Linked DNA regions of Homo sapiens: region 2 is linked to region 1. A link is a contact called in ENCODE Hi-C or POLR2A ChIA-PET data. All regions are on one chromosome and are shown on one strand. The core of a region is the stretch at or near the end of the contact, and the rest is flanking DNA. Distances in the headings are between cores, read along the strand shown. Region 1 holds the start of GP6-AS1 (GP6 antisense RNA 1). Region 2 holds the start of DNAAF3 (dynein axonemal assembly factor 3).

Region 1 (6,445 bases), core at 3,309-5,808:
CGCTCCTCCACCGTATTATCTTTTTATCACCTCCCCTCCCCACACCTGGTCCAGCTTACAGTTTCGTTCAGTGACTAGCCCTCTTCCACCTGCCCAGCAATTTACTCTTAGAAAGGTGGCTGGAGCTAAAGGCATAGTCAAGGTTAATGCTCCTTTTTCTTTATCCCAAATCAGATAGTGTTTAGGCTCTTTTTCATCAAATATAAAAATCCAGCCCAATTCATGGCTCGTTCGCCAGCAACCCTGAGAAGCTTTACAGCCCTAGACCCTTAAAAGTCAAAAGGCCGTCTTATTCTTAATACACATTTTATTACCCAATCTGCTCCCGACATTAAATAAAACTCCAAAAATTAAATTCCGGCCCTCAAACCCCACAACAGGATTTAATTAACCTCGCCTTCAAGGTGTACAATAATAGAAAAAAGTTGCAATTCCTTGCCTCCACTGTGAGACAAACCCCAGCCACATCTCCAGCACACAAGAAGGGAACTGAACCGCAGCGGCCAGGCGTTCCTCCAGAACCTCCTCCCCCAGGAGCTTGCTACAAGTGCCAGAAATCTGACCACCAGGCCAAGGAATGCCTGCAGCCCAGGATTCCTCCTAAGCCGTGTCCCATCTGTGCGGGACCCCACTGGAAATCGGACTGTTCAACTCACCTGGCAGCCACTCCCAGAGCCCCTGGAACTCTGGCCCAAGGCTCTCTGACTCCTTCTCGGCTTAGCGGCTGAAGACTGATGCTGCCCAATCGCCTCGGAAGCTCTGTAGACCATCACGGATGCCGAGCTTCGGGTAACACTCACGGTGGAAGGTAAGTCCGTCGCCTTAGTCAATACGGAGGCTACCCACTCCACATTACCTTCTTTTCAAGGGCCTGTTTCTCTTGCCTCCATAACTGTTGTGGGTATTGACGGCCAGGCTTCTAAACCCCTGAAAACTCCCCCACTCTGGTGCCAACTTGGACAACACTCTTTTATGCACTCTTTTTTAGTTATCCCCACCTGCCCAGTTCCCTTATTAGGCCGAGATATTTTAACCAAATTATCTGCTTCCCTGACTATTCCTGGACTACAGCCGCATCTCATTGCCACCCTTCTCCTCAACCCAAAGCCTCCTTCGCGTCTTCCTCTCCTATTCCCCCACCTTAACCCACAAGTATGGGACATCTCTACTCCTTCCCTGGCAACTGATCACATACCCGTTACCATCCCATTAAAACCTAATCACCCTTACCCTGCTCAATGCCAATATCCCATCCCACAGCACACTTTAAAAGGATTAAAGCCTGTTATCACTCGCCTGCTATAGCATGGGCTTCTAAAACCTATAAACTCTCCTTACAATTCCCCCATTTTACCTGTCCAAAAACCGGAAAAGTCTTACAGATTAGTTCAGGATCTGCGCCTTATCAAATTGTTTTGCCTATGCACCCTGTGGTGCCCAACCCCTACACTCTTTTGTCCTCAATACCTTCCTCCACAACTCACTATTCCATGCTTGATCTTAAAGATGCTTTTTTCACTATTCCCCTGCACCCCTCGTCCCAGCCTCTCTTCGCTTTCACTTGGACTGACCCTGACACCCATTAGGCTCAGCAAATTACCTGGGCTGTACTGCTGCAAGGTTTCACAGACAGCCCCCATTACTTCAGTCAAGCCCAAAGTTCATCCTCATCTGTTACCTATCTCGGCATAATTCTCATAAAAACACACGTGCTCTCCCTGCTGATCGTGTCTGACTGATCTCTCAAGCCCCAGCACCTTCTACAAAACAACAACTCCTTTCCTTCCTAGGCATGGTTAGCGCGGTCAGAACTCTTACACAAGAGCCAGGACCACACCCTGTAGCCTTTCTGTCCAAACAACTTGACCTTACTGTTTTAGCCTAGCCCTCATATCTGCGTGCTGTGGCTGCCGCTGCTTTAATACTTTTAGAGGCCCTCAAAATCACAAACTATGCTCAACTCACTCTCTACAGCTCTCATAATTTCCAAAATCTATTTTCTTACTCACACCTGATGCATATACTTTCTGCTCCCTGGCTCCTTCAGCTGTACTCACTCTTTGTTAAGTCCCACAATTACCATTGTTCCTGGCCCGGACTTCAATCTGGCCTCCCACATTATTCCAGATACCACACCTGACCCCCATGACTGCATCTCTCTGATCCACCTGACGTTCACCCCATTTCCCCACATTTCCTTCTTCCCTGTTTCTCACCCTGATCACACTTAGTTTATTGATGGCGGTTCCACCAGGCCTAATCGCCACACACCAGCAAAGGCAGGCTATGCTATGGTACAAGCCACTAGCCAGCCTCTTAGAACCTCTCATTTCCTTTCCATTGTGGAAATCTATCCTCAAAGAAATCACTTCTCAGTGTTGCATCAGCTATTCTACTACTCCTCATGGATTATTCAGGCCCCCTCCCTTCCCTACACATCAAGCTCAAGGATTTGCCCCCGCCCAGGACTGGCAAATTAGCTTTACTCAACATGCCCCGAGTAAGATAACTAAAATACCTCTTAGTCTAGGTAGACACTTTCACTGGGTAAGTACAGTCCTTTCCTACAGGGTCTGAGAAGGCCACCGCAGTCATTTCTTCCCTTCTGTCAGACATAATTCTTCAGTTTAGCCTTGTCATTCCCTTCTGTCAGACAAAATTCCTCAGTTCAGCCTTCCCACCTCTATACAGTCTGCTAACAGACCAGCCTTTATTAGTCAAATCAGCCAAGCATTTTTTCAGGCTCTTAGTATTCAGTGACAGACTAATGGTCTATTAAAAACACACCTCACCAAGCTCAGCCACCAACTTAAAAAGGACTGGACAATACTTTTACCATTTTCGCTTCCAGAATTCAGGCCTGTCCTTGGAATGCTACAAGATACAGCCCATTTAAGCTCCTGTGTAGACACTCCTTTTTATTAGGCCCCAGTCTCATTCCAGACACCAGACCAACTTAGATTGTGCCCCAAAAAACTTGTCATCCCTACTATCTTCTGTCTAGTCATACTCCTATTCACCGTTCTCAACTACTCACACATGCCCTGCTCTTGTTTACACTGCCAGTTTACACTGTTTCTCCAAGCCAGCACAGCTGGTATCTCCTGGTACTATCCCCATACCGCCACTGTTAACTCTTAAAATAAATAAATAATCTTTGCTGGCAAGGCTATGCTGAACCTCCTTAGGCACTTTCTAATTAGATGTCCTGAGTCGTCCCAATTCTTAGACCTTTAATACCTGTTTTTCTCCTTTCCTTATTCCCTTTAGTTTTTCAATTCATACAAAACTGTATCCAGGCCATCACCAATAATTCTAAATGACAAATGTTTCTTTTAACAATCCCACAATGTCACCCCTTACCACAAAATCTTCCTTCAGCTTAATCGCTCCCACTTTAGGTTCCCACGCCGCCCCTAATCCTGCTCAAAGCAGCCTTGAGAAACATCACCCATTATCTCTCCATACCACCCCCAAAAATTTTTGCTGTCCCAACACTTTACCCCTATTTCATTTTATTTTTCTTATTAATATAAGAAGACAGGAATGTCAGGCCTCTGAGCCCAAGCTAAGCCATCATATCCCCTGTGACCTGCACGTACACATCCAGATGGCCGGTTCGTGCCTTAACTGATGACATTCCACCACAAAAGAAGCGAAAATGGCCTGTTCCTGCCTTAACTGATGACATTGTCTTGTGAAATTCCTTCTCCTGGCTCATCCTGGCTCAAAAGCTCCCCTACTGAGCACCTTATGACCCCGACTCTGCCCGCCAGAGAACAACCCCCCTTTGACTGTAATTTTCCTTTACCTACCCACATCCTATAAAACGGCCCCACCCCTATCCCCCTTCGCTGACTCTCTTGTCAGACTCAGCCCACCTGCACCCAGGTGATTAAAAGCTTTATTGCTCACACAAAGCCTGTTTGGTGGTCTCTTCACACGGACGTGCATGAAAGGTGCGTGTATATTTTTGTAACACAATAAATAATAACAGTATACACTTTTTCTTTTAGAAGTATGCTGTTAAACAGAATTAAGAACAGGAAGTCTCAAAATTGTTTCTTTCAGGAGAGAAGACTTATTAATGGGGGAGAGTTCTGAACCACTTGCTTTGCATACTGCCACTTAGTTAAAAAATCGCATTTTAACTTAAAAATATCCAAAAATAACACAGTTTTATAATAAATTATTACGAATATCACAAAATAATAAAAATACAAGTAATGCAGAGTGGAAATGCAAAGCTATGAGTGCTAGACGGCTAACAAGTCATAACAAACAACACCAAAATTAAAGAACAAGATAGTTGTGACTTACCTTGGTCAATCACTTTCCATAGTAGTCATTCAATCCAGGATCTCATCTCTGAAAATGAAGGAAAAAAGCAACAGAAAATAGTGTAGAGGTCTCTGGTGTTCCAAGAATAGGCGCTGCAGAGAGATGTGGGTGCCTGGGCTGTGCCCAGTCACTGAAATGGCACACCTGATGCTACCTGTTCACTTCGGGCTGAGCAGGAGAGAGAAAAGACGTTCCCCTCAGCCACTTCCCGTCTTCTGATTTCACTTCTTGCCTGCCTCCGACTGCAAATCCTGGTTTGACGTCACTTCCTGTCTTCTGATTTTACTTCCTGTATGACCTCACTTCCTGTCTTCTACAACCACTTCCTGTCTTCTTACTTCACTTCCTGTCTTCTGACTTTACTTCCTGTATGACTTCACTTCTTGTCTTCTACCACCACTTCCTGTCTTCCGAATTTACCTCCTATCTTGACTTCACTTCTTGTTTTTTTTTTTTTTTTTTGACAGGGTCTCGCTCTGTCTCCTAGGGTGGAGTGCAGTTGTGCCAGCTTGAAACCACCTTTCCAAAATTATGACTGAGACAGTGAAAGAGATTTAACTGACTCCATTTTGCTTCTAACCTCCAAGCTGTCCTTTTTCATTCCTGGGCATAGGCTGAACTTTGGGAGAAACTTATAGTTTAAACAAAGATGATAGCCCTTTTCCAAAGCACACCTCTTTGTTGCCTGGGGACTAGATTGGCCCTGTAGGACGAACATTAGCCACGAGATTAGAAATTATGACTTAGGAGTCATGCAGCTGGAGGCTACAAGATTGTGACCCTCCCTAAACTGCTTCTAAGATCAGCGTTTAACTTGCAGACCCTGTACTTGATGGATCAGCTGGCACCACCCATATCAATAAACTGGCCCATCTTATCTTTTGGCCTCCACTCAGGAACTGAGTGCAAGAAGATAGCTTTGGCTCCCACGATTTCATCCCTGACCAAACAGCACTCCTGGCTCACTGGCTTCCCACCCACCCACCAAGTTATCCTTAAAAACGCTTCCTGAATGCTGGGAGACACTGATTTGAATAATAATAAAACTCTGGTCTCTCGTAGAGCCAGCTCTGCATGAATTATTCTCTATTGCGATTCCCTGTCTTGACGAATCAGCTCTGTCTAGGCAGTGGGCAAGGTGAACACATTGGACTATTACAATCTTGGCTCACTGCAACCTCCACCGCCTGGGTTCAAGTGATTCTCCTGCCTCAGACTCCCAAGTAGCTGAGATCACAGACGTGCACTACCATGCTCAGCTACATTTTTTTTTCTGTCCCCCGGGCTGGAGTGCAATGGTGCGATCTCGGCTCATTGCAACCTCCGCCTTCCGGGTTTAAGCGATTCTCCTGCCTCAGCCTCCAGAGTAGCTGGGATTACAGGCATGCACCACCAAGCCTGGCTACTTTTGGTATTTTTAGTAGAGACAGGGTTTCACCATGTTGGCCAGGCTGGTCTCAAACTCCTGACCTCATGTGATCCACCTGCCTCTGCCTCCCAAAGTGCTGGGATTACAGGTGCGATCCACCATGCCCAGCCCATTCCGTCTTCTGACTTGACTTCCTGCCTGACTTCACTTCCTGAAGGATGTGGTTACCATGGAAGTTGTTTTGGGGCACAGGATGTGGTCTGGGATTGGGGATTGTGAAAAGCAAGACCCTCACCGGGGTCTTTCTTCCAGAGCTGCAGCTGAGCCACAGGATCTTGAACAGGAGAGAGTTCTTCCTATTCTTGTGGAAGAGCTGAGGATTGAGAAAAGCGCGGCTTAGCTCATGGGAGTGACCTTAGCTTTGAGAAGCCTGAAAATGAGGCTTGGAGGTAGAGAGTGGTGTGTGTGTGTGCGCGTTGGGGGAGGGGGTCAGGCTCTCATGACTTCTGGCTCTTTTTTTTGCTCCAGGAACATTTCCCAAGCCCACCATCTGGGCTAACCCAGCCCTCGTGGTTCCTGGGTGCAAACATGGCCGTGGAATTGTGGAATGGTTTTTTTTGTATCCTTAGCAGAGAACCCAGTGAATACTTTGTTCTTGATCATCAATGTGATGAGATCCAGAGCAAGCAAGTGCTAATGCTGCTGTGAGCCTGAGGCCACATTTTCAGAATTCAG
Region 2 (6,376 bases), core at 2,685-5,184, 160 kb before region 1:
CATAAAAACAGAAGAAAGCATTGATTCATGCTTCAGCATAGATGAGTCCTGAAAATATTATGCCAAGTGAAGGAAGCCGGATACAGAAGGCTGCATAGTGCAGTATTCCATCCAAAAGAAATCTCCTGCACTGACAAATACATAGAGACAGAAAGTAGATTCGTGGTTGCCAGGGACAGAGGAGAGAGAAATGGGGAGATAAATGGGGTACGTGTTTTCTTTTGGAGTGATGAGAAAGTTCTGGAATTAGACAGTGGTGATGGTTGCACAGCATTGCAAGTGTACTAAATGTCATTCCCAATCAACTTAATAGTGTGTGTGTTTTACACCAATTTAAAAAGAAAACAAGGCCAAGCACGATGGCTCATGCCTTAATCCTAGCACTTTGGGAGGCAGGAGGATTGCTTGGGGCCCAGGGTTAGACACCAGCCTGGATAACCTCTCTATTTTTAAAATTTGTAAAGTTAGCTAGGTATGCTGGCACGTGGCTATAGTTCTAGCTACTTGGGGAGCAGAGGTGGGAGGATCGATTGAGCCCAGGAGTTTCAGGCTGGAGTACTCCAGCCTAGGCAACAGAGCAAGTCCCTGCCTTAAATAAATAAATAAATAAATACAGCCGGGCGCAGTGGCTCACGCCTGTAATCTCAGAATTTTGGGAGGCCAAGGCCGGCGGATCACTTGAGGTCGGGAGTTTGAGACCAGCCTGACCAACACGGAGAAACCCTGTCTCTACTAAAAATACAAAATTAGCTGGGCGTGATGGCACATGCCTGTAGTCCCAGCTACTCAGGAGGCTGAGGCAGGAGAATGGCTTGAACCCGGCAGGTGGACGTTGCAGTGAGCCGAGATAGCGCCATTGCACTCCAACCTGGGCAACAAGAGTGAAACTCCATCTCAAATAAGTAAATAAATAACAGCCTGGGCAACTAGTGAGACCCTTTCTCTACATAAATAAATAAATAAATATCCGGGCATGGCGGCACTTGCCTGTGGTCCCAGCTACTCAGGGGACTGAGGTGGGAGGACTGCTTGAGCCTGAGAGGTTGAGGCTGCAGTGAGCTATGATCACACCACTGAACTCAAGTCTGGATAACAGAGCAAGACTTTGTCTCAAAAATAAATATATAGAAAACAAAGATGAGGGGGAAGATAATTTAAGGCAAAAGAATCCCAAGTTGCAAAGGCCCTGGGGTTCAAACGGCTTGGTGTGTTCTCCAAGGAGCCAGGAGGCTGATGTGGCTTCAGGGGTGGATGACTGCAGATTGCATAGGGCATAGGGAGCCAAGCTAAGGAGCGGGGAATGTGTCCAGGTGCAGCGGGAAGACTTTGGAGGATTTGAAGAGGTGGGAGACATTATTTGATTTATGTTTAAGATCACTCTGGGCCAGGTGCAGTGGCTCACACCGGTAATTCCAGCACTTTGGGAGGCTGAGGCCGGCGGAACTCTTGAAGTCAGGAGTTCGAGACCAGCCTGGCTAACATGGTGAAACCCCGTCTCTACTAAAAATAAAAAAGAATCGCTGGAGCTGGGCACGGTGGCTCACGCCTGTAATCCTAGCGCTTTGGGAGGCCAAGGCAGGTGGATTGCCTGAGCTCAGGAATTCGAGACCAGCCTGGGCAACACGGTGAAACCTCGTCTCTACTAAAATACAAAAAATTAGCTGGGCGTGGCAGCGTGCGCCTGTAATCCCAGCTACTTGGGAGGCTGAGGCAGGAGAATTGCTAGAACCCGGGAAGCGGAGGTTGCAGTGAGCCAAGATCGTGCCACTGCACTCCAGCCTGGGCGACAGAGCAAGACTCCGTCTCTAAAAAAAAAATAATAAATAAATAAATCGCCTGGCTCGGTGGTTCACACCTGTAATCCCAACACTTTGAGAGACCAAGGCGGGCAGATCACCTGAGGTCGTGAGTTGGAGACCAGCCTGACCAACACGGAGAAACCCTGTCTCTACAAAAAATACAAAATTAGCCGGGCGTCCTGGCGCCTGCCTGTAATCCCAGCTACTCGGGAGGCTGAGGCAGAAGAATGGCTTGAACCCGGGAGGCGGAGGTTGCGGTGAGCCGAGATCGCGCCATTGCACTCCAGCCTGGGCAACAAGAGTGAAACTCTCTCTCTCTCTCTCTCTCTCTCTCTCTCTCTATATATATATATATATATATGTATATATATGTATATTTGTATTTTATTTTGTATATATATACAAAATATTTGTATTTTATTTTGTGTATATATAAATATATATACATATATTTGTATTTTATTTTGTGTGTGTATATATATATATATACACAAAATAAAATACAAATACAAAAATTAGCTGGTGTGGTGGCAAATGCCTGTAGTCCCAGCTACCTGGGAGGCTGGGACAGGAGAATCGCTTGAACCCGGGAGGCGGAGGTTTCAGTGAGCCGAGATCGCGCCACTGCACTCCAGCCTGGGTGTCACAGCAAGACTCCATCTCAAAAAAAAAAAATGTCACTCTGGTTCCTTTGCTGAGAATTTGTTGGGAGAGTGGGAGAAATAGGGAGGAAAGGCATTAATTCTCCAGAGAGAAACCCAGGATCTGGGGCTCTTGCAGGCTTAGAGCTGGCCTGGAAGGGGCTGGTTAGCCAGCCTGATTCTGCAGGAATGTCTGAGGTCTCAACCTTCGTTTCCCCAGTAGGTATTGTCTTCCCAGTGCCCAGATCTGCCCTCAGGAGGCAGATCCGCTGCACCTCTGCCCGCTGCACGCTACATTCCCATTTCACAGAGCAGCAGACTGAGGCTCAGAAAGGGTGACTGGTCTAAGCTCATGTGTCTGGGCAAGGAGAGGAGGCAGAGAGCCAAGTCCCCTTGGGCGCTGAGCCCAGTGCTGGGTGCTGGGGTGATCTAGAGATGTGCCTCATTCAGACTTTGGTTTTTCTTTTTTTTTTTTTTGAGACAGAGTCTTGCTCTGTCGCCCAGGCTGGAGTTCAGAGGCGCGATCTCAGTTCACTGCAACCTCTGCCTCCCAGGTTCAACAGACTCTCCTGCCTCAGCCTCCGGAGTAGCTGGGATTACAGGTGCGTGCCACCACGCCCGGTTAATTTTTGTATTTTTTAAGGTCGAGGCGCGGTTTCACCATGTTGGCCAGACTGGTCTCCAACTTCTGACCTCAAGTTATCTGCCCACCTTGACCTCCCAAAGTGTTGGGATCACAGGCGTGGCCACAGCGCCCGGCCGACTTACCCTTATTTTAATGCAGTTGATTTAACTGTACGATTACAGAATTTACCTGTAATTTTTTTGTTCATGTCAGAAGAGTAATGTGCCGATGTCGTAACAAGGTTTGAGGGAGGCACATCTCACGCATGCGCGTGAACACCCAATCATCCCGCTTAGAAACTACAAAAGGATCTAGCTGTAAGTTTAAATTATGGCTTCGTGTAACAATAACCAGCTCACAAATCCCTGAATTTTTAATGACCTGCACATCAGTGTCCCACCTGTGGGCTGTTCTGTGTGGTAGAGCCCACGTTGTGCTGGGGCGGGGAGCGGGCTCAGAAGCCTGCCATCTAAAGTCTAGACACTTCACTTTATTTGAATTGATGAAAATTCCGTTACGTATGAGCAAAGGCATATGAAGAAAACAAAAAAACAAAAAACAAGAAATAAGATTAAGCTCCCTTCACTCTCAATTTTAATCAGCCCAGGCCTCCCCCATTCCAGAAATTTGGACCGACCCTGACTCCGCCCCAACCTGTTCTAGCACCGCCCCTTCCCCCGCCGGCGCCGTCGTCATGACAACCGCGTCCACACGCCCTCTTCTCCTAGGTGTGGGGGAAGGCTGGCCCTCAGTGCTCCCATTGGCCAAAAGTTTGTAGAGGGCGGGCCTCGCTCACTCTCATTGGTCAGTTGCTCGCTGTGGTCCCATCCCACATGCTTCCATTGCTTGATTCCTCGAAAAGGGCGGGGACTCTGGGCAGCGGTTGTGGAGTGCCGCGGGTCCACAGTGCTGCACTGAGCAGAGAGGAAGGGGCGTCCCGGGATATTTGGAGGATAAAGGTGTGGGCAAGGTATCATGTGGAGGCAAAGGGGCGAGAAGTGAGGGGCGGTGAGAGGGGAGCGGGGCGGGCAATGTGTGCGATTCCCAGAATGTCTTTTCCGCAGGGTGATGACCACACCTGCCGGCTCCGGCAGCGGCTTCGGCTCCGTGTCCTGGTGGGGCCTGTCCCCGGCGCTGGACCTGCAGGCTGAAAGTGAGTCCCAGCACGCAAGGTCTGATACACCGTCTGCCTTCCCAGCCTGAGCAGACGGCCTTTTAGAGCTCGTAGTCCCAGCGTCGGTGGCAAGGGGGGCGCTAACGTTCTCCAACGCTCCAGCGGCAGAGGGCGCGCTCCCAGGGGCAGCCCCGAGGTCCTGTCTGCGGACTGCGAATCCCAGAATACTCAGAGGAAACACCTCCCCTTAGAACCTAGGCCACGGGCGGAACGCCTACTGGGATTTGTAGTCCATTTTTTATAGGGGATGCTACGGTGGACGCTCTGCCAACCACCATGGTGCCCCAGCCAGCTGTCATCTTGCCAGGTCCTCCTGTGGACCCAGACTCCCAGGCCGATACAGTGCACAGCAACCCCGAGCTAGATGTGCTGCTTCTGGGCTCTGTGGATGGACGGCACCTGCTGCGGACCCTGTCCCGAGCGAAGTTCTGGCCTCGCAGGAGGTTCAACGTGAGCTGGGATGAAGATGAGAGCCCAGATTCCCGAGTCCTTGAGGGAGGAAGGGATTGAAATTCTAAAACCTCAGGTCCAGGAATGAAGGGGCTGGAGACTCCTAGATCTGAGGGAGGCAGAAGCTGGGAGCGAACCGATGCGTCTTGGGGGAAGGAAGGGGCTGGGGTTTGGAACTCCTGGGTTCTATAGTGGGGAAGAGCTCGAGGATGAGGTCTTCTGAGTAATGGAAGGGAAGAGAGCTCTGGGGACACAGACTTCTGTGTTTGAAGGAAGAGGCTGGTGTACAGAACTCGGGTGTGTGGAAGGAGAGAGCTGAGGGCCTGCTCTCCTGGGTCTCCTAGGACCCAGGCAAACAGGTCTCAGAATTATTCTGCCCTGTCCATCCTTCTAGTTCTTTGTGCTGGAGAATAATCTGGAAGCTGTGGCCCGACACATGCTGATCTTCAGCCTAGCCCTGGAGGAACCGGAGAAGATGGGGCTGCAAGGTCTGTTGCTAGGACCCAGGCATTCTGACCGCTGGTCTCCTCCCCCTCCCTAGAGGGATTCTGGCATTTCAATGGTACAATTAAAAAGTTTGGTTATTTTCCTGGGAGGCGGAGGTTACAGTGAGCCGAGATCGCGCCATTGCACTCCAGCCTAGGCAACAAGAGCGAAACTCCGGCCGGGCGCGGTGGCTCACGCCTGTTAATCCCAGCACTTTGGGAGGCCGAGGCAGGAGAATGGCGTGAACCCGGCAGGCGGAGCTTGCAGTGAGCTGAGATCGCGCCACTGCACTCCAGCCAGGGTGACAGAGCGAGACTCCGTCTCAAAAAAAAAAAAAAAAAAAAAAAAAAGAGAGCGAAACTCCATCTAAAAACCAAAAATGTTTGGTATTTTCCAGTGTGGTACCTCTGATGAAAAAAAAAATCCAATATATTTATTGATGATGGTCCCCTCTGATGTAATTTGCCATCTTAGAGCCTCAGCTCCTCCTACCTGTAAAATGGGGCTAAATATAATACATCTTAGAGCCACTTAGAAAATTCCAGGAGAGGCTGGGTGCAGTGGTTCACACCTGTAATCCCAGCACTTTGGGAGGCTGAGGTGGGCAGATCACGAGGTCAGGAGATCGAGACCATCCTGCTCAACATGGTGAAACCCCGTCTCTACTAAACATACAACAATTAGCCGGGTGTGGTGGCAGGCGCCTGTAGTCCCAGCTACTCGGGAGGCTGAAGCAGGAGAATCACTTGAACCCGGGAGGCAGAGGTTGCAGTGAGCCGAGATCACACCACTGCACTCCAGCCTGGGCGACAAAAGCAAAACCTCCATCTAAAAAAAAAAGAAAGAAAGAAAAAGAAAACAGGTTTGTTTGTTTATTTATTTATTTATTTGAGGCAGAGTCTTGTCCCGTTGCCCAGATTGGAGTGCAATGGCACGATCTTGGCTCTCCATAACCTCTGCCTCCTGGATTCAAGCAATTCTCCTGCCTCAGTCTCCCAAGTAGCTGGGATTACAGGCATGCACCACCATGCCCGGCTAAGGTTTTGTATTTTTAGTAGAGCCGGGGTTTCACCATGTTGGCCAGGATGGTCTCGAGATGCTGACCTCAGGTGATCCGCCCGCCTTGGCCTGCCAAAGTGCTAGGTTTACAGGCGGGTGCGATCACACCCGGCCCCAAGAAAAGAGGTTTAATTGACTCACA

What was found. A loop is a pair of places that touch in the nucleus more often than their neighbours do. ChIA-PET counts read pairs that join two places held with the same protein, here RNA polymerase II (POLR2A). Pooled maps may share reads with other maps.
Region 2: a loop to region 1 is called in a pooled map, with 5 times the contacts of the local background. The contact joins the promoter of DNAAF3 here to the promoter of GP6-AS1 in region 1. A Hi-C loop is called at or near these places in 1 of 168 maps with a recorded cell type or tissue (CD8-positive, alpha-beta T cell) and 6 of 50 pooled maps. POLR2A ChIA-PET finds 5 or more read pairs at or near these places in 3 of 52 experiments (WTC11 and activated naive CD4-positive, alpha-beta T cell).

What each region holds. Positions count from the first base shown.
Region 1 is chr19:55,004,340-55,010,784 of GRCh38, reverse strand. It overlaps GP6-AS1 (GP6 antisense RNA 1), which reads right to left and starts at 4,558. Exons shown (of 3, transcript XR_001754013.3): 1 at 4,496-4,558; 2 at 4,321-4,368.
Region 2 is chr19:55,164,171-55,170,546 of GRCh38, reverse strand. DNAAF3 (dynein axonemal assembly factor 3) reads left to right here and starts at 3,934. Exons shown (of 12, transcript NM_001256715.2): 1 at 3,934-4,024; 2 at 4,130-4,218; 3 at 4,547-4,689; 4 at 5,084-5,177. The coding sequence starts at 4,134. DNAAF3-AS1 (DNAAF3 antisense RNA 1) reads right to left here. Exons shown (of 4, transcript XR_007067345.1): 3 at 5,747-6,003; 4 at 3,643-4,728. LOC124904795 (small nucleolar RNA U13) reads right to left here and starts at 3,376; the gene lies at 3,273-3,376. RefSeq lists a silencer at 4,323-4,554.